Linked DNA regions of Homo sapiens: region 2 is linked to region 1. Evidence: read pairs that join two places in POLR2A ChIA-PET (ENCODE). Cell type or tissue: PC-9. All regions are shown on one strand. Each heading gives the region's core, and the rest is flanking DNA. Links, peaks and the distances in the headings are about the cores only.

Evidence for each region. Peaks named below come from ENCODE experiments on the same cell type or tissue, not always from the same donor. Only the 100,000 strongest peaks of a DNase experiment are listed, where the experiment ranks them.
Region 2: POLR2A ChIA-PET joins it to region 1 with 6 read pairs; 2 of 35 experiments call an interaction of 5 or more read pairs at or near these places.

What each region holds. Positions count from the first base shown.
Region 1 is chr2:118,076,746-118,081,143 of GRCh38, forward strand. All of the region lies in intron 1 of LOC107985940 (a long non-coding RNA gene), which reads right to left. Among named protein-coding and RNA genes, the nearest start is that of INSIG2, 9.5 kb to the right of the region's middle. In PC-9, for the core only: no CTCF peak of the experiment used is centred there; DNase peaks (open chromatin) are centred at 1,106, 2,206, 2,776 and 3,876; H3K4me3 peaks cover 1,781 bases; H3K27ac peaks cover 4,000 bases.
Region 2 is chr2:118,208,133-118,212,530 of GRCh38, forward strand. It overlaps LOC105373578 (a long non-coding RNA gene), which reads right to left. Exons shown (of 5, transcript XR_923249.3): 2 at 1-43. Among named protein-coding and RNA genes, the nearest start is that of THORLNC, 24 kb to the left of the region's middle. In PC-9, for the core only: no CTCF peak of the experiment used is centred there; DNase peaks (open chromatin) are centred at 1,809 and 2,479.

The sequences.
Region 1 (4,398 bases), core at 114-4,113:
AAAATGAGGTTCAAAGTTGGGCCCTGAGGGAATTTAAGACTGGGATTTTTGGAGAAGGGGGCTTTCCAGATTTAAGAGGATCTTCCAAAGAGCAGGGCTTTCCAAATGCACACAGATGAACTATTCTGCTTGAGGATGAAGTTTTCACTGCTCCATGACTACTAACAAAACTAAAGGGCAATGTAGTCAGTATGTCCAATAACTAAATCAAAGCAATTAAAGGACTACCCCTTATTCTGAGACAGTGTCCTTCCTTGTTTTAGTGTTAAAACATCCTTTTATAAATGATAGTGGTAGTAGATAATAGTTGTTTTCTTCTTATTATTTTTTTAGACGGTGTCTCTCTGTCGCCCAGGCTGGAGGACAGTAGAGTGAAAGTGCAACCTCCGCCTCCCGGATTCAAGCAATTCTCCTGCCTCAGCCTCCCAAGTAGCTGGGATTACAGGCGCCTGCCACCATGCCCAGCTAATTTTTGTATTTTTAGTAAAGATGGGGTTTCACCATGTTGGTCAGGATGCTTTGAACTCTGACCTCAAGTGATCTGCCTGCCTCGGCCTCCCGAAGTGCTAGGAGTACAGGCGTGAGCCAGATGTTTTCATTTTGAAGTGATGGCATCAAATTTGTCTTCCATATGATGGTCTCTCTTGTTCTCTCTTTCTCTTCCTTTGAGATTTTGCTGGCCAATGAAATCTAAAGATCTGTGGACTACCAGGTAGGCGAGTATTTCTAAAATGTTTCCTTCATTGTAGCCTTTATCCATGTACACCAAGAAGTCAAGCACAGCTTTCTAGCAAGAGAAAGAACCATTTAATTTTAGAATTTTGTTTTGCTGTTCTTGTGATACTGTCATGGTAGTAAATGCTGGTCAGGCTTAGCTGTGATGTTGATAGAGTCAAGCTTAATATGCCAGACCTAGGATGTGTTTCAGGCCTTTCGGTGATATAGCATCCTAGAAAACAACATCTGCTCCGTTTTCAACTTTTACTTGGTTTCCAACCTACATTCCACGTTGGCAGCAGATCAGCTGCTAAACTGTTTACCAAAGTCCTTGCTTTGTAGAGATTAAATAAACGATTTCATAATTCTCTCTCATTCCATTGATGTAGAGTGACTAGATCATTAGATTTGCAGTATAAGCATGCCAAGTTTCTTTCTCAGAAGCCAATCTTGGGCATTCAAAGTACTGCTTGCCTCCTGGACACAGGGTATTCCCGCCCCTCTAAGCCACCAGGTATATACTCGTTTCCCTCTGGAGGAAACTATGAGGACACAGTGTTTTAGAACAAAACGTTATGGTCTTCCATTTCCACAGTTGCCCTTCTATCTCCTGGTCTCTTACTAAGGAGTACAGGGGAACTTTTCATTATGGTAATAGGGCTTGTGCTCTGAGAAGAGATAATGAGCTTTCTATATTTTTAATTGGCAAATTGTATATGCGTTTTTATTAGCTCACTATGATCGCTGAGCTGATATGGGGAAAAAAATGGAAACACAAACTCTGATTACATTTATTTCAACCGAGAGATGAAGGAAACAAAGGTCCAGATTGGGTACTAACTGGCTCAAGGTCACCTAGCTAGTTAGCTGAAGTACAAGGACTTGAAGTTGATCTAATGTTCTCTCTCCTACCTCCCTCCAATACCCCATCGGAATTGAAATCATTGCAATAGCCACTGCCAAGTACTTAACAATGGATATTTGATCGTGGTCCTTTAGGTCTGTACCAGGGTGGTTTTCAGTTTTTTACTTCATCAGCACAGGAAGGCAAGGACATCGCACTGACTCTCATATTTCATCCTTAGCTCTCGATTCCCTTGGTTTTACATTTCTGACTCTTCCTTCAGTTTCTTGTAGGGCTTTATGATTTAATTTAATTTCAGCTTATGGCTGGCTTTGGTACCCAGAAGAGTGGTAATTTGTCCTTTAAATTATTCACCCAGGGGAGTCGGTGTTCTTAGAAAACGAGGCGGGGAGAACCTATAAGCTTCATCCCAGCAGAGGGACATATGACACACACTGATGCCTCACTCACTTGTTCTTCTCCCACAATACCTTATCTCCCATGTTCAGCCTTGGTTCCTATAATACCTTGTATTTCTGCAGAGCTTTTCACATTAACAAATAAAGCAATTTACAGCATATTTATACACTGACTAGTGACTAATTATACACCTGCAAGCACTGCAATCATTCCAGACAAGCAACATTCCTCTACATTAGCTTCCCTGTAGGAAGGTGTCTTAGAGCTATTTGCAGAGAGAATTTGGGGCAACAGTCAGTCTCGGCTCTGACACTCAATTGTTGAATGTGGGGGCAGTTATATAATCTAGGATGCACCTCTAGACATTTTAGCTCGGAGCTGAGCTAGGGGCTAGAAAGATTACGAAAGAAAAGAAAGAGTGGATGAATCTGACCCTAGTAGAACTCACTAAAATTGTTGATAAAACCAGGCAAGGCCAGGCACAGTGGCTCACGCATTTAATCCCAGCACTTTGGGAGGCCGAGGCGGGCAGATAATGAGGTCAGGAGATCGAGACCATCCTAGCCAACATGGTGAAATCCCATCTCTACTAATAATACAAAAATTAGCTAGGAGTGGTATCATGTGCCTGTAGTTCTAGCTACTTGGGAGGCCGAGGCAGGAGAATTGCTTGAACCAGGGAGTCAGAGGTTGCAGTGAGCCAAGATTGCACCACTGCACTCCAGCCTGGTGACAGAGCGAGACTCCGTCTAAAACACAAACAAAAAACCAAAAACCAGGCAGAAACATATGCAACAACTCACAAAGAAAACGACATTACAAAATCACCTGCCAGGGTGTTTGGTATGTTTTAGGTGGAACTGAAGCACGGAATGGAGGAGACTATTGCAGTTGTCAATTAAAAAGATAAGAGATGAATATTGGTAAGAGCTACCATTTAATGAGTGCCTACTATGTATTTATATTTCCTCAATACCACTGTCATTTAATCCCCTCATAATCTCCAATTATCACATAAAATTAATTGAAGTTCAAAGATGTAAAATAATGTTCTCAAGATTAAACAGATATTAAGGGAGAGCAGGAATTAAAACCCAGGTCTGTCTGACTCTTAACCACTCCATTATACCCTCTTCAGCCTAAGAAAGGGATGGCAAGCATTAACAAGATGCGAATATCTAGTGTGTAAAAGTGGATTGTACAGAGAGAATAAGAAAAGGATTAGTAGAATCCATTTAAAGGGGTGCTAAGAAAAGAAATTAAATATTTTCAAAGTTTAAGTTTTGGCAATACAGTGGGGTGGAAGCAATGGAGGAGCTCCTAAGAAACTAATATGGGCTCAGAGGATGTTCTCTGATGAATTTAAACAGAAAATAGACAAGTAATCACATTTAAAGATAAAGTAGCAATATAAGCCTGTAAGAATATTAGATGCTAATGTCCAGAATGTAAGTGAGCTATATGAAGAATGCTAAGTTAGTAAAAGGAAGCCTACACTTCTACGGAGAAGGGAGAACAAGTAACAAATATCTTTACTGCATGGAGCCTAGGCTCTGTTTGTTGGGCTCTGCTAATCCTAGTGTGGAGGCTTTAAAACTTGTCCGCAAATGTTCTCACTCTCCTCTCACTGAAAGGTGGAGTCCAGATCTCCTCTTTTCTCCTCTCTGGGATAATCTCAGTGACTGGTTGGCCAACACAGTATGGCAGAAGTGCCCATGTGTAACTTAAGAGGTGATACAGCTGCTACCTGGTTTGATACAAAGCAATGAATAACTGAAACACCTGGTGAGAATGTCAGAGCAGAGAAAAGCACACATTTGCTGATGTGAGGCATTTACTCCTGGGAGACCGAAGAACAAATTCAAAGTGTGATAAGTATCAGGTCTAAGGAGTGAAGTAAGGATGAAAGATGAAAGTAAGTATTAAGGTCAGGCTGGAAACAGGTTAGGCTGTGGAGTGCAAGCATTCATGACTGCACACTACAAACAATACCAGTGTAATTGGGTCAGGACTGATGTGATGAGCCATACAGGGCGCATTTTTATGTGTGACACAGAAATATTCCCAAGGTCAAAGGAGCCTGGTAGTCCTAGACACTCACAATGTTAACAGATAACAGGAGGAAAGGAGAACTCCCTAACCGCTTTAATTCCTATTTTCTCTCCAGATGAACAATTGTCACATAGAGAAGGGCAACATTAACACTGGTTTTTAAAAAATAAGGTAGGTGAGGAATCTATAAGTAAGCACTGGCTACTGAAGCTGTGTGTAAGTCTCACAACCTAGATGAGTTACGTTTCTCAGACACTAAAAGAACTTTAGGATAAAACAGAACTCCTGTCAATCATCATGAAGAATCTTGAGAATTAGGGAATCCTGAAAATGGGTAAATGTCTTCTTCTAAAAACAGAGGTGAA
Region 2 (4,398 bases), core at 151-4,150, 130 kb after region 1:
AGCTCTGCACGTGATTGTGCTGCACACTCAAGTTGAGAGCCACCTATGTAGACAAAGCAGGACCAACAGTAAATATCAGTTTCTTGGAAACCATCCCAAATAATCTGAGATCAGTAATCTAGGAGTAGTGTCGTTTCTCTTCCTCTGACAACATTGCAAGGCAGCCTCCCCTCTCTTTCCTCTTAGCTCTACTACTAGGTTTTGAGTTTGGACAAGACAGCTCCCCTCTCCAAGCTTCCAAGTTTTTAGCCACAAAGTAGGAGCTGGGCTACCAATCATGAGCATGTTGCCAGAGTCTCTTGTAGACTGTAAAGTCAGTGAATCTGAATAGATCTCCCTTAAAATCTATGACATGTCTTCAGCTTCACTTATTCACATTAAAATCTCACTGATTAGTGTCATAAATTTTCTCTTTGAGCACACATATACCCCTGGGTGGGATAAGGGTCAAAGAGCTGCATGGGACAGCACTTCTCAAATGCTGACATGCACATGAATGGGGGTCTTGCTAACGTGCACATTCTGATACAGGAAGTCTGGGGTGGGGCCTGAGAGTCTGCATTCATAGCAACCTCCCGGGTTATGCCAGGCTGCTGGTCTGGGAGCAGACTTCGATAGCAAGTGTCTGTGGTGGCAATAAGTTTGATCAGATTGCTTCCTTTTGAAGACCTTTGATAAATCTGAGAGGAAAACAGTGTTTTATGGAGGCAGAGAAAAGAGGAGGAATTAATTGATAGCAGGGTACACAAAAGTGTATCTTTTGTTAGGTAATCAGTGAACTGTGACTATTCATAAGAGAGAGCAGTGGGGACTGTAGCAAACTGGAGAGAATGGGCCTCAGTGACGGAGTGGGTGCCACTCAGCTCTAGTACCTTGGCACCATGAAGCCACATGACCCCTAGTGCCAGATCTTCCAGCTTTTTGAGATAATCCAGTCACTGAATTCTATGAACTTTTTTGATTTTTATATGTCAATTACTTCACATCAAACTAACTGGCCAACTAAAAACCAACTAGTATCATGTGAGCCAAACAGAACGTGTATGAAGAACAAATGGTGTGTGAGTGAACAAATTCTAGATGGGAAAGAAGTCCTTCCTGGGCCCTGGAGGTTACAAGGGTAGGGAGAGGACACTTCCTGAGTATAATAGGGGTTGGGTAATAAAAAGAAAGTGGGAGGCCTTGGAAGACCAACATGGCTACTTCCAAAGATGTTGCCTACTTACTCCGTCTCTCCCTCCTAGAGATGCTGCAGAATTTCTCCCTCTGGAGCTTGAGGTAGGAGGAAATAAAGAACAAGGGGCTCACAGCTGAATCTGGATTATGAGTGAAGTGTTTCTACTCAGGGGTAGGGAGGGGACCCAGGCCCCCTGTCTCCCTTGTGGTAGCACTGCTGTCCAGTGACCCTTGGGGAGTGTTTTCTCTATCCATCTGCTGAACTGGCTCTTTGCTCTTCATGGGAGGCTCTGTGGACACAGGATGTTTAGGTCCCTGTAGGTAGCCTTGTGGATGGTAAGATTCCAGAGAGTATCCCTGAGGGCAAGTTGGATACAATGAGTTGGAGAGACTTCATCTAGTCCACTCTCATTTTGTGACAATCTGAATCTCACTGAAGGTCTAGATGGAAACCAAATTCTGGAGGTCAGGTTTTGGCGTCCCCTTCAACTTCACCTCTAGGTTATCAGGAGAACTAAATGTGAGCATGTGTGAAACATGCTTTGTAAACTATAAAGCACCACAAATATGTCAGTGATTGTTAGGAGGTAGCAGGAAGTCAGCAAGCTCAGTTAGTATCCCAGCTCTTACTAACTCTGTAAACATAGTCAAGTGACTTAACTTTGCCAGACTTGTCTCTCCACCTGTAAAATGGGGTGCATAAAGCCTATCTTACCTCTGTGAAGATTAAATGAAATAGTGCATATAAACTACTCAGTATTTCATCTGACCCAAAATAGCTGCTGCTCAATAAACAGTAGCTAATATTATAGTTATTTCTAATATATATAAATACTTCATTTCATTTATACTTTTAAATGCTTTTTAAAATTATGCAAGTGCTTTTCAAGTCAAAAATCAGAAAATTCTGATGAAAAGAAAATAAAAATCAGTTATGATCCCCATATCTGGAAGTTAGTCACTGATACCAACTCCGGACACTTTTCTAGACTTTTGTATACACATTCTACTGTAAAGATATAATTACAGTGTTTTACAACTTGACTTAGCAACATATTACGAGAAAAATTCCACATCAATAATTATATTTTATGTCATTTAAAAGAACTGCAGACTCTCCCACTTCTGGGGAGATGGAGTAGATAAAATTTTCCTTATTCCTTCCTCTGAGTACAACTAGAAACCTTGAATATTATATATAAAACACGTATAAGAAGACTGAAAAATGGATAGAAAAAGGCAGACTGGATAGAGGCTTCAGGACCTAAACAATGACTCACTGATGAGTTTCCTGGTTACTCTGTTGTTGTTGTTGTTCTAACCTTATATATCCCAATGTTAGAGCTGAAGAAGCTGAGAACCTGGAAACTCCAAGAGGCACAGACCGAAAAATAAATAAATAAACAAACAAACAAACAAATAAATAAAGGCTTTCTAGTAAAGTTTCAGTAAAGGGGAAGCCTAGCAAGGTAGAATATATTTACACGATAATTATTACACTCTGGCCAAACGCCACAGGATAAACTGTGGACCAGTCCTACACATGCTAGCAAAGCCTGTCATGAGGTGCTTCAACACCCACACACAGGAGCAGTGTTAGAGAAGGCCAAATAGGGAGCCAAGACTCTCAGCTCTGCCTGATATCAAGTTCTCCTTGCACCCCAACATCACGATGTTAGTGGGGAGCAAAAACTCACCCTGCCCAGCAGTAAGGATGAGATTCCTTCCATGGGGAGTGGCTGAGTGGGGAGCTTGGACTTCTACCATCACGGAAAATAATGAAGTAGTATCTCTCCTCTTCCTGCTGGAGTGATGTCAGACAAAGCTAACTATAATAGAAGACTTAAATAAGATCTAGAGGTTCTTAACGATATAAAAATATGCAGGTTTCAAACAAAGATCACTTGTCATACCAAGAACCAGGTAGGTCTCAAACTAATGAAAAGACCATCAATAGAGGTGAACACAGAAATGGCAGAGATGTAAGAATAATTTGACAAGCATTTTAAAGTAGTCTTCATAAAAATGCTTCCATGAGCAATTATGAACACCCTGGAAGCCAATTTAAAAATAGCAAGCCTCAGAAAAGAAACAGGAGATCTCAGCAAAGGAATAGAGGATATGAAGAAGAACCAAATGAGAGTTTTAGAACTGAAAAATACAATAACCAGAATAAGAAGCTCAGTGGATGAGCTCCACAGCAGAATGGAGGAAACAAAGGAAAGAATCAGTGAAGTCAAAGAAAGAACAATTGCAATTTTACCAAATTTAAGCAGCAGAAAGAAAATAGACTGAAAAAAAAAGAATAGAGGCTCAGAGACCATGAACTGTAACAAAAGATCTAATGTTGTGTTACTAAAATCTTGAAGGAAGAAAAAAAGGGTGAGGCTGAAAAAGTACTTGAAAAAATAATGGCTAAAAATTTCCAAGCTTTGGCAAGAAACAGAAACCAACAGATTCAAGAAGTGGAGCAAATCTCCAACAGGATAAACCAAAGAAATCTACACCAAGGTATGTCATAATTAAGCTTCTAAAAACTAAAAACAAAGAAAAAATCTTGCAAGCAGCCATAAAAAAAAGAAAATAAAAAGATGCCTTGCTTCCAAGAAAAAAACAATTAGAATGGCAACAGATTTCTCATCAGAAACCTTGAAGGCCAGAAGAAAGTGGCACGGTATTTTTCATGTGCTGCAAGAAGAAATCAAGACATTCGAGATGAAGGAAAGCTAAGTGAACTTGTTGCCAGCAGATCTACCCTAAAAGAGTAGCTAAAGGAAATGCTGCAAACAGAAAGGTCATGATAAAAGAAGGAACCTCAGAACATTAGGAAAGAAGAAAGAATAGGATAAGCAAAAATAGAGGTAAATACAATAGGTTTTCTTTGTCTTGAGTTTTCCAAATTATGTTTGATGATGGAAGAAAAATTGTAACACTATCTGATGTGGTTCTAAATGTCATGGAAAAATATTCAAGATAATTATTTTATAAATGGGTGGAGGGTATAGAGGTTAAGTGAAGGTAAGATTTTTATATTTCACCCAAACTGGTAAAATGTTATCACTAGTAGACTGTGATAAGTTATGGATATATAATACAGCAATCAGTACAAATCTATACAAGGAAATATACTCAGAAACATAGATAAATCAAAGTGGAAGTCTATAGTGTTCAAGTAATCCACAGGAAGGCAGAAAAGAGAAAATAACAGTGAAAACAGAAGAA